Linked DNA regions of Mus musculus: region 2 is linked to region 1. A link is a loop called in an ENCODE intact Hi-C map of the cell type or tissue named here. Cell type or tissue: heart. All regions are shown on one strand.

What was found. A loop is a pair of places that touch in the nucleus more often than their neighbours do. Peaks named below come from ENCODE experiments on the same cell type or tissue, not always from the same donor. Only the 100,000 strongest peaks of a DNase experiment are listed, where the experiment ranks them.
Region 2: it touches region 1 in a loop (8-fold over the local background); 6 of 42 quality-filtered maps call a loop at or near these places.

Annotation. Positions count from the first base shown.
Region 1 is chr7:142,606,299-142,614,298 of GRCm38, forward strand. Gm33148 (a long non-coding RNA gene) reads left to right here. Exons shown (of 4, transcript XR_003946903.1): 3 at 5,662-5,896; 4 at 7,795-8,000. Among named protein-coding and RNA genes, the nearest start is that of Gm33148, 19 kb to the left of the region's middle. In heart, a CTCF peak has its summit at 4,456 (motif pointing right); a DNase peak (open chromatin) is centred at 4,483; H3K4me3 peaks cover 1,863 bases; H3K27ac peaks cover 5,435 bases.
Region 2 is chr7:142,710,067-142,718,066 of GRCm38, forward strand. Gm39116 (a long non-coding RNA gene) reads right to left here. Exons shown (of 3, transcript XR_870062.1): 3 at 3,731-3,785. Among named protein-coding and RNA genes, the nearest start is that of Gm39116, 29 kb to the right of the region's middle. In heart, a CTCF peak has its summit at 4,810 (motif pointing left); no DNase peak of the experiment used is centred here; H3K4me3 peaks cover 378 bases; H3K27ac peaks cover 389 bases.

The DNA of each region.
Region 1 (8,000 bases):
TCCAAAGCCCCGCTTTGGTCTTGACCTTGCGTCTCCGTAGCAGGATACCCAGGGTCAAGTCCCAACACCACCTGCAACCACAGTAAGTGTTGCTTCTGGGTGTCCCTACCTTGCATCGGGTCACTTCTGTTTTGCCAGTGCAGTATGGTCTCAGAGCCCAATATCCTTTTTCTCTTTGGTCCTATATACTATAGGAGCTTCTCCAGGGGCCTTGGAGGAAGGGTAGTTCCTGATCAGGGCCCTGTAGGAGTACTGTGGAGCAGACCCACATCCCAGGGGTCACCAGGGTCTCTGGGAGGAGGAAGCTGATAACAGCACAAGGAACCTGGCATTGTGAATACTTAGAGAGGTGACACAAATGTCTATCATGACCAATGAGTGGAGAGAGCCTCCTGAGAGTGCAGGTGAAGGGAAGAGAGGTGAAGGGAAGTCCTGCAGGAGTGAGGAATGGGCCAAGGTGGGTGGAGAGGAGAGGTCATGCTGCTTTGAGTCCCGACACTGGCCACCCTGATTGCCTCTGCTCCTCAGGAATGTGGGAAATGTTGTTCTGGCCACAGAAACCCTAGGGGTGACCAGAGGGGTGGGTAGTGTGGCCTAAGGACTTCTGGCTTCCTACCTGGGACTCTAACCTAAGTCGTACCTGAGACTCTGGGGCCTGAGACCACTTAGTCTCTCAGCCTGAGGGATGCCACATGCCTTCAAGGTCACCAGAGGGGATAGCAGTCTAGGCACTCATGACTTTTACCCAGGACCTGGGTTAGGGTCTTCCACAGGGTAGATGAGAGAGACCTGCTACCACCACCCGGACTCTCCATTTCTCCTAAAGATAACACCTAAAATCCACCGCCAGGTTTCTTATGACAGAGAAAGTCTTTGATAGGGAGAGGTGAAGGCTCCTTGATTGTGGGAGTGGTCAGAGAGTGACTAAGCTACTCAGCACTCTAGGATCCCCAAGGAAATCATTCTGCAGATGATGGAGGGACTTTGGGATACCCAGGGCAGGCCAGGGCCCTTTCTGACCAGATACAAGCTTAGAACTGGAGAGGCAGCACTGGCTTTTGGCCTCCAGGATTCCCTCTCCCAAAGTCCAGAAGGCAGAGGACAACTACACGGTGAGGGAGGGGTCAGTGCTATACAGCTTGGACCTATATTACTGGCATCCTTGGAAGGAAAACAAATCCTGAGTGGCTGGATCTAGAGGTAAGGTTAGAAGTGGCCCTGAGGACACCGGATCCAGGTAAGACTGTGGCTGTGTGGAGAGGTACTCAGGCCAGGTATTTGCAGAACTTGACAGACTGGTGGAAAGACATATCCTGTATCCTGGTTACTTTTTTTTTTTTTTTTTTTTTTTTTTGGTCTTTTGAGACAGGGTTTCTCTGTGTAGCCCTGGCTGTCCTGGAACTCACTCTGTAGACCAGGCTGGCCTCAAACTCAGTAATCCGCCTGCCTCTGCCCCCCAAGTGCTGGGAGTAAAGGCCTGCACCACCACCACCTGGCCCTGGTTACTTCTTAACCCCTGGGTGCTGATGATTCCTATTGGGTTTCCCTGTGATGAATGTCTGCCCAATGACTCAGAGTTGACCCTTAGAGAGCATCTGATGCTCAGGCAGGAGCAGGCTCCATCAAGGTCATGTTTTTCTTTGCCTGTTTCGGGGGGTGCTGGGGGATGAGCCAGAGCTTCGGGCGTGGTAGGCAGGTGCCACCTAGGGAGATGCACTTCACTCCCTGAGATGAGTATACGTTTGGACATGTCATACCCAAGTGAGACATGTCCTCCAAGGAAGACTAGTTCTCAAGACCTTGTGTGTTTGCAGTTGTATTGGAGTCCAGGGCAAGGAGGGGCCCAGGCAGATGGAATCCACTGGCCTCAGAAGGCACTGCAGCTGGATTATATGACGTTGGATGTGACATGAGCCATCATAGCTCATGAAGAGTTTTGGCATCTGGGGCCACATGGAAGTCTGCCTTCTTGGAGATAGGCATCCTGAATCTAGTTCTAGAGAGGTTTTCTCAGGTGGGTCTGTCACCCCTTTCCTTGCTGAGGCTGGTCCTCTGATTCTGCAGAAGCCTAGGGGCCATGAAAGAAAAGTGATATGTGGTTAGAGATATGCATGGGGCCACGGAAGTGGTATGGAGTGGGTCTTTAGGGGGCAGTGGCTAATAGGGCAGGAAGAACTTGGCATCACGAGCACATCGAGAGATGGTGGTCTAGATGCTGATCCAGATGGTGGCCCAGGGTTCATCTCTCTGGGATGCTCTAGGGCTTGCTATCTCCCTGAGCCTTTGAACTGCTGAACCCTCTGAAATCCACAGATATGACCTCCTTGAAAAAGTTGAGTCTAGGGTCAGGGACTCATGTATAGCCCTCACTGGTGAGTCCTTGTTTCCTCTCGCTCTTTGTGACAGGACTTTGGTGAGCTCAGCTGACCAATCAGTTGCTCAGCCATGGCAGCCTGTGCAAGGACCCAGGGTCACCAAAGATCAGTAGTGATGGGGAATGTTGAGGGACTCTTAGTCTCTTAGTTAGGGTGGTAGGGAAAGGATGACTTCTGAGCCCCAGTGGCTACATGACCTCCACGTTAGCACGTATGTCTCTTCCTAGGGAAGTATGTGATTAAAGTCTTGTTTCTGAGATAGTCTTGCCTAGAACTGAGGGTAGAACAAAATCTATTAGGTATCTAGGTCCCTTCCTTTTGCCCATCTAGAAGGTTCTGGAAGCCCTCTGGCTTCTCTTTTGCTGTGGGCACAACCATGTCCCTTCTTGCTAACTCTACATGGGACTATAGCCAAAGTAATCACGCCCCTGACCTGCTTACCTTTACTGCAGACTAGGCCATGTCAACATTGAGCAGCACCAGCCCTCGCTCAATAGACCCTGACTACAAAAAAAAAAACAAAACAAAAAAAAAACAAAACAAAAAAACGATGTAACCATTGCCTTCATTGCCTTTGTTGGGTCCCCAAACACAGGCCCCAAGCAATTTTTCCCAGAATTCTTTCAATCCCAGCCCCCTGCTCAGCCTGGGCCTTCTGACCAGCTCCAAGCTGCTCACAGCAGGGCAGGCAAACCTTAGCTTGACCCGGGATTCCAGGCTTAGGGCTGGCCACCGGCTGCAGAGATAAATCGAGGAAGTCTCCCCCAGCTCTGGCCCCAGCCAGACCCCTGTGGTGGGCAGGCAAGGGAAAGGAGAGACCCCAGAGGTTTGTTTGCTGTCCCAGCTGGGCTGGCTGTACAGCCCTCTTCCTCTGTCCTGGCTCTGGCCCCGTCAGATCTGAGAATACGGACATCCTTTCATGGGAGCCATCAGTACTCTGGCCTAGAGAAAAGGGACACGAGGGACATGGAAGGACAGAGATCTTCTCCTGATAAGGAGATGTGACTCCAGCTCTTCATTGAGGACATCTAGGATAGTGAGGGCTCCAGAGTGTGATCCCAGCCCTTCTCAGTCTACCCCAGGCTTGCTCACTTGAATCCATAGTCTTCACTATTGAATGTTTTGATCCTGATGGGGGAACCAGTTAGCTTTCTCCTTGGAGAGTGATGGAATCCTCCTCTCCAGACGGGGACAGGGACATCCCCAACCTGGACATATGTGCTTCCTATACCTCCAGGGACCCTTCCACATCCACCAGGAATCCTGGTTTGGAGAGCTCTGTGGTATCACAGGATCTGTGATGTGCACACCACTAGCATGAGTGTCCAGTGTCCATCCAGACAGGTGTCCTCCACTGTCTCATCACATGAGCTGCCATCTTGCAGTGTCTACCTAAGTATAGAGCCATGTCCCAAGCTCTTGGAATCTGGAGGTTATGTCTTCCTCAATGGGTGAAAGACCCTAAAGTCCAGGAGAAGAGAGGAGACTCTGAACCAGCAGGCTGTTAGGAAGGTTGGGGTTCCTTTTATATTTTTTAGCAGCTTATTGTCAGAGGTGGATTTATAGCTGTGCTGGGGGCTGCAGCAGCCCGAGGGGATGTCATTTCCTGAGAGGCCCAGCCCAGCCTTCTACTAGGGCCTTAACTGTAGGGGCTGTGTCTTTAGCTATGCTTGGTGTAGCACCCTGTAACCCCAAAACCTTTTAACAAATGCGACTTCTGAGAGTAGAATTGGTAAAATCCAGGGACTCTGAAGCAGCTGGAAGGTCACCGGGAGGCTAGACTGGGGCTCCATGGGACGAATGGGCCCAGGACTTGAAGGGTGTGACCAGCTAAGATGAGGGTCCTATGTAAGACAGAACAAAAGGAGACAGGAGTGGCAATCCACACCTCCTCTGAAGAGACCCTGAGAAGCAGAATGATGTGGGAACGCCTGACGTCTTCAGGACCCCTAGAGGACCCGAGAAGAAGCAAGAACCCCAAGTCTGAAGGCAGCAAGCATGGGCTGGGGGCATTTTCCACCTGCATCCCCCCCAGGAACCCCACCTCAGTCGCCAAATGGTTGTTATGCTAACCGCTGACCTCACGGGGGCGCAAGAGACAATAAAATTTTAGTTTGGAGGTGCAGTTTGCCTATGGCCAGAACCTCCAGAGCGGAGTCTGCCTAACAGGGTTCCCCCAGCTCTGCTGGAGACCCCACTCCTGGGTAGCTTCCTGATAGGCATCCTACCCCTGCCGGTTCTCTGGCCTCTAACGTCTTTCTGCCCACTCCCCTTCTCCTTCCCTTCCTCTTGTCTTCCTCAGGGCTCTCTCCCACCTCCTCTCCACCCCCATCGACCACCCCCACCCCCCCCTTCCCCTTCCTGCTTCTCAGGGGCCAGGCAGTGGAAGAGGATACTTTTCTGTATGCCCTAGGCTAGGCAGGGACCAACCCCCACTCCCACCCTACAGACAGGCAGGCCCAGCCTTTCTTTGCTGTTACAGAGCTGGAGGGCTCCCATCAGGAGCTGTGAGGGAGGAGTGGTAGCTGGAATTCTAATGACCTTAGGTGTGGGACAGCAAAGGGAAGCAGTAGCTCAGGGACAGCCTGGGAGGGGGCGTGGCCTGAGACAGGCTGGGAGGAGATAGCGCTGAGACAAAGCCCTGGATAGGGGCCCTGGACAGAGAGCTGGGTGGTAAGATACCTGATAGCAGAGGGAGGGACGAATGGGGTGGGGACAGGAAGGCTGGCAGGGTTCCAGGGAGGGCTGTTTCAGGGGATGGTGGGGGAAGGGAGGCCCAGCTTTAGGCAGGAGCAGTGTGTGTGTGGGGTGGGGGGGTGGGGATGAGGGGAGGGTGCCACTCCCAGGTCAACCGGGCACTGGCTTTGTTGGGGAGTGGGGGTCTTGAGAGAGGCTGAGGGAGATTGTCCAGGGTCTGTTAGGGAGCTCCTCGCTGGTGTGGGCCGGTAGAAAAAGGAACAGAGACTGGAGAGTCATAGAAAAATTTTAAGTGAGAGTTGATGGAGACAGGAAGTACTTGGGAAGTTAGACGTTGCTCCTGGGCCTTGTTCCTCCAAGGAAAGTTCTAAAGCAAACTCCCTAGCATGTCCTTTCCAGGACAGATCACTACCCTTGCTGAATTTGTCCCTCACCTTTCTATGTCCTTCCACGTGTCCCCAGGCGGATGCCTCTTCCTCTCAGCACTGGCTGCACTCTAGGCTTGAGGTGGCAGTTCCCAGGACTCCCAGGATGCTGTAAGCACACTTGATTGGAGGACAGCCAGCCGATTTCTTCTTTTTTTTCCCAGCTTAGAATCTCAGTGGAGGCACTCGTGGGGGACAGTCCCGAAGAATGAGGAATACAGGGTGGACAGTGAATTCAGCGGCCCACAAGGCTAAGTGGAGTGGCCAGCAGAAAGCTCCTCGTGGGGTTACTGAGGTTGGTCATTTGTCCAAACCTGAGGAGCCGTGAAAGTCTTCACAGTCAGGTCAGGAGCAAGCATGGAAGCAGGGAGGCCCGGTGGAGAACTTGGTAGGAACCAGGTAGGTTCAGCTCCTCTGGGAAAGCCCACGCTTGTCTTGTGTAATAGTATACCTTTGTAGGTGATTGTGCCAGGGAGAAACTGAGGCTGAAGGACCCTAGTGGCCACTGCTGGGCCACATGCTACATTCTGCTCTCTTATTGCTTTCAGGTCAGGTCTCCAGGGAAAAGTAGCATACCCTCTTCTAAATCTGTCCTCCCCTCTCCAACCTCAGTTTCCCCTTGAGTGCTTAGCTCCAGGCAAGCTGAGCAGGAGGTAGGGTCCTATAGTCTCAGCACAGCTTAGAACTGAGACAGCATCTCTGGGAGACAAGGGGCAGAGGCAGAGACCAGGAAAGGGGTACATCTAGATACGTGGGTTCCTCTGGGCTCACACTTGGATCTTCTTTGAGATTAGTGGCTCAGGTCTGGCTCCAGCATAACCCAGGTCTCTATCTTTCCTTTTGTTTCCAATTCTTTCTTTCATCCCTCCTGTCTAGAGGAGGGTTGGTGGAACTTGGGTGTGGCAGAGCCCCTGGGAACTAGAGGAGAAGGAAAGGCCCAAGACCAGGGGACCAAGCCCCATATGGAGCATACTGGGGACAGAAAGGTCCCACGGATAGACTGGCCAGTAGGCTTGGTGGGATTCCCTGCTAGCTATGGGCTCTGTGGATAAGAAGAGGCGTGTGGTGGCGCACGCCTTTAATCCCAGCACTTGGGAGGCAGAGGCAGGCGGATTTCTGAGTTCGAGGCCAGCCTGGTCTACAGAGTGAGTTCCAGGACAGCCAGGACTACACAGAGAAACCCTGTCTCGAAAAACCAAAAAAAAAAAAAAAAAAAAAAAAAAAAAAAAAAAAAAAAAAAAGAGGGTCTTCATGTCTGATGAAAGTAGCCAAAATGTGGCTTTATCCAGTTTGTTCTTTAGCCTTTGCTTCCCAATATGAAAGGGCCTTCATCTTTGCCTGGGAGCCAGTGTTCCCAGGAACCTCTATACTAGCTAAATCCAGCAAGGGCAGTTGTGTGTGTGTGTGGGGGGGGGCGGGCTTGTAGCCCCTCACTGGAACTGTGTGAGGGTAGGACCATGGAGTGCAGCCACCTGCCTATGTCCATCACTTAATCCCCCGCCCAGCCTACTGCCTGGTCCCAGCAGGCAGTGCACTAGGGTGGGTGTGAACAAGTCCTCCAAGGGTCTTTTTGTCTGTTTAACTCCTTGAGGCTGGGACTGAGGCTGGCCATGTGTTGGTAGGCTGTGTTAGGAGGTGTGGGGAAGGTCTGTGAGTTGGGGGAGGAGCTGGTTCTGTCCTGTTAGCTATTTGCTAACTGAACCACTTCAGACACTTCTTAAACTTCATTAAATGGACAAATCTTTGTCCTCTCTGACAGGATTTCGCTCGTAGAAACACCCAGAGGCACTTGGAGCTAGAAATGAGGAGGCACGGATGAGGGAGAGGCCTGGGAAGGAGGAGACCCCAGGTGGGGGAGGTGAACCATGAAGGTGGCTGCATCAGGGACAAAGGCTCTTAAACCCACAACTCAAGTCCCTGAGGCCATTGTGGAATAAGTGAGGCACGGGGTACTAGGCCACTGGGGTATCCAAGGGGTACCATCAAGGTAGCACCTTATCTTCAGGCCTCCCTAGGAGCCCTGCCGTGCAGAAGCACAACCCTGAAACTTCCTGCCCCTGCATTTTAAGTCTAGGACTTCAGAGTGATGTGCTAGGCAAAGAGCCTGTCAGTTACACCTGGGGGCTTCCTGTCTCCATCTCCAGCCTCCCAAAATCTGCTGTCTCCTTGGTGTCTCCAGACTTTCACAACCCTCTCATCGGGGCCCTCCTGAGATACTCGACATTCATGAGAGGTGACATGGCTATCTTTCTAGAAACATCAAGGAAATTGAAGCCTTCTTTGCTTACCATCCACAGGAATCATGTCTGGCATGCTATGGCAATCAGTTGCAACAGGAACAGCATGAATGAACTCAAGGGACACACCCAGCAAGCTGCCTTGACCAGAGCCTGGAAGGATTGGTGAGTTCCCTAGGGCACCATGCAGTAAGCACTTGTCCTCACAGCTAATGACCCCTATATGCTGTGTGTCCTCAGATCACGTCCCATAATGGAGAGCTGGA
Region 2 (8,000 bases), 100 kb after region 1:
GATCTCATGGAGGCATTTCCTCAACTGAAACTCCTTTCTCTGTGATAACTTCAGCCTGTGTCAAGTTGACACACAAAACCAGCCAGTACAATTGACCCCTTGTCAACTTGACACACAAACACATCACTGGTAAGCCTCAACCCTTACTTTCTTATTCATCCCCAAGACCTAAATAACTTTAAAAGTCCCACAGTCTTTACATATTAAAAGTTCAATCCTGGGCTGGTGAGATGGCTTAGTGGGTAAGAGCACCCGAATGCTCTTCCGAAGGTCTGGAGTTCAAATCCCAGCAACCACATGGTGGCTCACAACCATCCGTAACAAGATCTGACTCCCTCTTCTGGAGTGTCTGAAGACAGCTACAGCGTACTTACATATAATAAATAAATAAATCAAAAAAAGTTCAATCCTTTTAAAATATCCAATATCTTTTAAAAATTCAAAATCTCTTAACTGTGGGCTCCACTGTAATACCTTCTTCAAGAGAGAAACATATCAGGACACATTCACAATCAAAAGCAAAATCAAACTCCAACCGTCCAATGTCTGGGATCCACTCATGATCTTCTGGATACCTCCAAGGACTTGGGTCACTTCTCCAGCTCTGCCCTTTGCAGCACACACCTTCTCTTCTAGGCTCCAGATGCCTGTACTGAACTGCTGCTGCTGTTCTTGGTGGTCATCTCATGGTACTGGCATCTCCAAAACACTGCTGACTTCAGCTGTAACTAGGCTTCACCAACAGCCTCTCATAGGCTCTCTTCATGGTGCCAAACCTCAACTCTTTTGCATGATCCTTCAGTCCTGCCATCAATTGCAACTGAGGCTGCACCTTTACCAATGGCCTTCCATGGCCTTTCACAGTGCTGAGCCTCAGCTGCTCTTCAGGACCCCTTCATGCCTTCAAAACCAGTACCACCTGGGTGACTCTTACACATTACCAAGTCCAGCCACAGCACAAGATACAACCTTCCCTATCTCTGGAATACAGTCTCTGTGCTCTCAGAAAACACTTCCCAGAAGATTTCACCTCAATGATGTTGATCTCTTCTTAATCACCGCTAATTTCTTAGTTCCACCAGCATCAATAGTCCCAGTAATGCAAAGGTTTCACTTTAGTAGCTCTGGTATCTTGTTAATCACAGCTGATTCTTAAACCCCAGCTAACCAGAACCACAGAATCTTCACAGTCAAAAATAGCAACAGCCCTGATACAGAGTCTTTAATCTTCCTTCTGAAATTTCACAAGCCAGGCCTCCATCTTCTGCCCTGTTCTCAACATTATCTTCCAAGCTCCTACACAACATCCCAGAGCTCTTAACACTGAATGGATCTTCTAGCCCAAAGTTCCAAAGTCCTTCCACAGCCCTCCTCCAAACATGGTCAGGTTGTCACAGGAATTCCCTACTATGCTGGTACCAATTTGTCTTAGTCAGGGTTTCTATTCCTGGACAAAGCCTCACGGAGCTTAAGGCATTCCTCAGAGTCTCAATAGGGCTTAAAGATTTTCCCATGTTCACTAAGATTCAAAGCTTCCTTAGAATGTTACAAGGCTTTTCCAGAGTTATCCTCAGGGCTCAGGTTTTTTCCAGGTTTTCAATAGTCTTCCCAGGAAATCACTGGGGTCATAGGCCTTCCCTGTGTTCTCACTGGGTCTTAATTTTTCACTGGAGCCTAAAATGCGTTACCCCGAGTCTTGCTGGAACCTAAAAATTTCCCAAGTTCTCATAGGTTCTGTAAGACCTTCAGTGGGTTTTATTGGGTTTAAAGGCCTTCCTTACATTCTCACTGTGACCTAAAACATTCTGCAGGCTTTCCATTTGGTTTAAGGCCTTTCCAAGGTTCTCGCTCCAATAGATGTTCTCCAACATCTCACTGAGGCCTTAGGACTTTCCTAGGTCCTCACTGGAGCTCATAACTTTATTTAGGTTCTGACTAAGATTTAAGAGCTTTGCTAGATGCATACTATAATCTATGGCTTTCCATGAATGCTCTTTGATGCCTAAGGACTTTCTTATTTTCTCACTGGGCCTTAGTCTTTTTCAGATCCATGCTGGTATCTAAGACCTTCCTCAGTTTCTTACAGGAGACTAAAACTTCTAAAATTTCTCAATGAGGCTTTAAACATTCGAAAGCTTCTCCATTGGGCATAAATCATTTTACAAATTTTTATTGGACCTTAAGGCCCTCTCCATGTTCTTACTCCAAATTGTTACTTGGACCTAAAGTCTTTTCTAGTCACATTGATGTCTTAGGTTTTCCACTGGTTCTCACTGTGCTGTAAAACCTACACATTCTCACTGGAGCTTAAGGAATTCCTCAGGGTCTCAGGCCTAAGAATGTCTCCATGTTCTTACTCAGTCCTAAAGCTTCCCCAGGCATCACTGAGGCCTAAGGCCTTTCTCAGGTTATCGTTGGTGTCTAGGTCCTTCCCAGGTTCCTGAGGTCTTCACATATTCTCACTAAGGTCTAAGGGTTACCCCAAGTTCTCACTGGGGCCTAAGTCTTTCCAAAGTTGTTTCTCTGTCTGAAAGCTTGGCCCAGGTTCTCACTAGAGCCTATGCCCAGGGTTTCAACTGGGCCTAAACATTTTAAGTTCTAATGAAATCTAGAAGGCTACCACCAGATTTTCACTGGGTCTGAAGACTTTCCTCATATTCTTCCTGTGCCCTACAACCTTCTACATGGTCTTAAAGTAGCTAAAGGCCTTTTCCAAAGTCTTATTGAGACCTTCTGCCTCTCCTAAGTTCTTTTTGGAAGAAAGAACTTAAGAACATAAAGGCTTTTACTGATTCTTACTATGCCTTAAGGCTTTTTGCATTTTCTGTTTTTTAAGGCCTTCCTGAGAAACTCAACAAGTCCTAAGGCCTTTTACAGGTTAACACCAGAGCCTAAGACCTTCTGTGGTTTTTACTGTTATCTAAGAGTTCTTATCACAGGTTCTCACTGGCACCTCAGGATTTCCCAGGTGGTCAATGGGATCTAAGGCCTTCCAGCCTTCCCCAGGTTCTCAGTGGGTCATAGAGACTTGCCAAGGTTCTCACTGAAGCCATGCTTCTCCAGTTACTCACTGGTGTCTATAATGTAAGATTTGTCTCTGGGTCTTAAAGCCTTGCCCGGGTTCCCACCAGGGACTAAGGTGTTATTCTGTGTTTCACTGAAGCCTAAAATCTTTTCTGTTTTCATGGGATCTATAAGGCTTTAGACAGGTTTAAACTGGGTATGCAGGCCATTTCTATGTTCTCACTTAACACCAAGTCTCTGCAGGAATCCAGTGCGTCCTCTCCCACTGAGGCCAGACAAGGCAATCCTCTGTTACATATATGCTAGCAGCCTTATACCAACTAATGTGTATCTTTGGTTGGTGGCTCAGTCTCTGGGAGCTGCCAGGGGTCTAGATTAGTTGATACTGTTGGTGTTCTTATGGGTTGCCATCCTCTTCAGCTCCTTCAATCCTTTCCAGTCAACAACTTTTAAGATAGCCCCTTTTCCAGTTGTTCAGGACCCACATGATGACCAAGTTGCATGTTTGCTACATATGAGCAGGGAGGCCTCGGTCCAGCTCAGGTATGTTCTTTGTGATGTTTCAGGCTCTGAAAGTCCCAAAGATCCAGGTTTGTTAACTCTGTTGGCCTTTCTGTGGAATTCCTATCCCCTTTGGTGCCTGCAATCTTTCCTCCTATTCTTCCATAAGAGTCCCAAAGCTTCATCCATTGTTTGGCTGTCGATGTCTGAGTCAGCTGCTGTGGGTGGAGGGGGGCTCTCAGAGGACGACATGCTCTTGTCTGCAAGCATAACAGAGTATCATTAATAGTGTTAAGGATTGGTGCTTGCCCATGGGATGGGTGTTGCAGTAAATCTTTAACTCCAATAAGCTCCTGCAAAAACACACAACTCGGTGACACTTTCCTTAGATTTTCTTAGTGCTAACACATCCATGGGTTGCCATTCGAGTTCCTGATAACCCTGTGGATGATCATCGTCTGGAGGTCTTTGTTGTATATTAACTGGATAAACAAAAGCTTATTTTCTAATAGCCTTTGGTTGGCTTTCTCTAATTCTCTTGTCTCTACCTGAGTATTTTCCTTAATTGAAAATTTAAATTCCTCCCTTAAGGTCTGTGTTTATGTCTCTCCTTTTGTTGCTCTTCCTGTTCCTTGAGTTCTTGCATTCTCTGTTCAAGGTTCGGCTTCCACATTTGAAAACCTTCTTTATGTTGTAATTCTGTTATTGTAGCATCTACCTTATTTTGATCTACTAGTTTTAGTAAAGTATCCTCTTGACTCTGCTTCCAAATTTTGTCTCTATCTCCTTGCTGTTCAGTCTGACCTACGAAATTCTGTATCTTTTTTTCTAGTATCTTTTCTAGCTCCTGTCTCCAACCTTTCTTCTCCCCTTTCTGTTGCTTATCTTGACCTATAAAATCCTGAACCTTCAGTTCTAGTGTTTCCTCCAGGCTGTGTTGCCAAGTTTTATCTCTCTGTTGCTCAGTTTCATCTATAAACTTCTCTAGTGTCTGCTCCAATCCCTTTCCTAAGGCATGTAATGTTTTATCTAGGGCCCAGTCTTTGAGAAGATGTAGTAAGTCAAGAGAATAAATATTGCACTAATGTTAAATGACAAGGTTTCTATTTCCTTTAAACCCATCCCTGTCGAACCATTCAAAATATCATCCCATAAATCCCAACTGTGGTATTTATTGTGTTTCTCATTTTTAAGTATCATTTACATGAATATATATCTTTATTATCAATTTATAATTTGTATTACCTGTTCCAGAGCCCTTTGTACCTTTGTCTCCCTCTGCTGTTCAATTCAGGACACTGCAGTCCTCTCGGATTCTTTTGTTTGCTGGGAGGGGCTGACTGTAGAAAGACCTGCAGCTTCTGTGCTTCTGAGCTGGCTCTGTCTTGGTTGGGGTTGCAGCTGGCACCTTGTGCGCTTATCTCAGGCAGTCTGCAGCACAAGCAGACGGGAGAGCGGGTCTGGCTGTCAGGTGTCCTGTGTAGACTCGGGGCTTATGGGGGAGCGAACATGGAAAGGCTCGGGAGGAGATGCCCCAATCAGCTCACTGTGTCTATCAGAAAACTACCTTGCAGTCAGTTGCGCTCCAGGGTCCCCCTTCCATCTCTGGGAATCAGCATTGGCACTCCCCAAGTCCAGCTCCAGGCTGGGGTGCTGCCCCTGGCTGTAGCTGTCTGCTGGGGGGTTGGGGAGGGAGCCTCTCTGTGGCTCTCTGTAGACCCCTCAGACCCAGTCAGCTTTTAATCCACACACTGCTGCAGCTTTAGATCTGCTCAGCTTTTTATTTTGGGGGGTGGGGTGGGGTGGGGAGACAGTGGACTTTTATCTCAGACTAGTTGGGTTCTAAGCAATAAGATGGACACCAATTCTCAAGTTGGGCAGGTTATTGGTTGGCCCCCTACCTGTCTACAAATAATTTAGGCAGGGGGAGGGAGCAGACAAGATAAAATTTGGGTTGAAAGTTGTGTGGGTGGGTTGGTGTCTCTATTGCTCCACTGGGGTTCCTGTAGGGCTACAGGAGATGCCCTCTTTAGGTTCCATATTCTCAATGTAATGAGTTCCAACTAAGATCATCCCATTGATTCTTGGGTACCTCCCTTACCTAAGGTCTCTGTCTCCTCCCAAAAATGCCCCCTCCATTTACATCAGTTGCAGATTTCCATTCATTTTTATGGCCATATAGCCATCTCTCTTGTTCTTCCCCACACCTGATCCTGAATTCCCCATTCCGTTCCCCATACCCCCTCCCTCTAAGTTCCCTCCCTCCATCTGCCTCTTATGACTATTTTATTCCCTTCCTACCAACTGGTTCTATTTTGTCATGCTATCTTCTTCACCTCTTCTCTCTATCATGAGAACCATTGTAAATGTGACACAGGTACTAGATTGCTTTTGCCATATCCTTCCAGTCTTGGATTATTCTATTTTTAATATCCAAAGAAGTCACGGTTTGTTTACAAATGGTGAATGCATCCCAAAATTGTGACACTTTCCTTGAATTTTCTCAGTTCTAACACATCCATGGGTTGCCATCTGAGTTCCTGATAATCCTGTGGATGATCATTGTCTGGAGGTCTTTGTTGCATGCTAAACAGATAAAAGCTTGTTTTCTAATAACCTTTGGTTGGCTTTTATCTTCTGCTTCTACCTGAGTCAAGCTTCCTCACTGGGTTTTCCTTCTTGTTTAGCTTCTTTGGGTCTGTCCGAGTATAACATGGTACCTGTATTTTATGGCTAATATGTGCTTATAAGTGAGTACATGCCATGCGTATTCTTTTAAGACTGGGTTACATCACTCGGGATGATATTCTCAAGTTCCACCCATATGCCTGCAAAATTCATGATGTCTTTTTTTTTTAAGATTTATTTATTAATTTAATGTATCCGAGTACACTGTAGCTGTCTTCAGACATACTAGAAGAAGGCATCAGATCCCATTACAGATGGTTGTGAGCCACCATGTGGTTGCTGGGAATTGAACTCAGGACCTCTGGAAGCACAGTCAGTGCTCTTAACCACTAAGCCATCTCTCCAGCCACAATGTTAGTTTTTAATAGCTGAATAGTATTCCATTGTGTAGATGTACCACATTTTCTTTGTCCACTCTCAGTTGAGGAACATGTAGGTTGTTTCCAGTTTCTGGATATTATGAATAAAGCTGCTGTGAACATAGTTGAGCAAGTGGCTTTGTGGGATATTGGAACATCTTTTTGGCATAAGCCCAGGAGTGGTATAGCTGGGTCTTGAGATAGAAATATTCCCAGTTTTCTGAGAAATTGATGTCCAAACTGATTGTACAAGTATGCACTCCCAACAGCACTGATGGTGTGCTCCCCTTGCTCCACATCCTTGCCAGCATGTGTTACCTCCTAAATTTTGATCTTAGCCATTTTGATGGGTATAATTTGGAACCCCATAGTTGTTTGACTTGCATTTCCCTGATGACTAAGGACTTTGAACATTTAAGTGCTTCTTGGTCATCCAAGATTCTTCTGTTGAAAATTCTGTTTAGTACTGTACCCCATTTTAAAATTGTATTATTTGGGCTGTTGGTGTCTAACTTCTTGAGTTCTTTGTAAAATCTGGATATTAGCCCTCTGCCAGATGTAAGATCCTTTCCTAATCTGTGGGGATGCTGATTTGTCCTACTGACAGTGTCCTTTTCCTTACAAAAGTTTTATAGTTTCATGAGGTCTCATTTAATCAATTGTCAATCTTAGACGTGGGTATTTCCCACTTTCTCTTCTTTGAAATTTAGTGCATCCAGTTTTATGTTGAGGTCCTTGATTCACCTGGACTTGAGTTTTGTGCAGGTGATAAGTATGGTCTATTTTCATTCGTCTACATGTAGACATCAAGTGAGTCCAGGACCATTTGTTGAAGATACTTTCATTTTTCCCTTTTCAAATTGTTTTGTTTATTTACATTCCAAATGTTGTCCCCTTTCCTGGTCTCCCCTCCAAGACTTCTTTACCTCATTCCCTTTCCCCTTTGCCTCAGAGAGGGTGCTCCCCAACCCATTCACCCACCCCCTCACTCACCCACCCCATCCTTCCCTGAGGGCATGAAGTTTCTACAGGATTAAGTGCATCCTCTCCCACTGAGGCCAGACAAGGCAGTCCTATGCTACATGTGTATTGGGGGTGGTGGACCAGCCCTTGTATGCTCTTTGAATGGTGGCTTAGTCTCTGGGAGCTCCCAGGGTTCCAGGTTTGTTGACAGTGTTGGTCTTCCTATGGTGCCAACATTCTCATCAGCTCCTTCAATCCTTTTCCTAACTGTTCCATAGGTGTCCCAGGTCTCAGTCCAATGGTTGTCTGTAAGTATCTGCATCTGTCTTAGTTGCTGGTAGAGCCTCTCAGAAGACAGTCATGCTAGACTCCTGTCTACAAGCAAAACATGGCATCAGTAATAGTGTCAGGGTTGGGTGTTCACCTACAGAATGGATCTCAAGTTGTGCTGGTCTCTGGATAGGC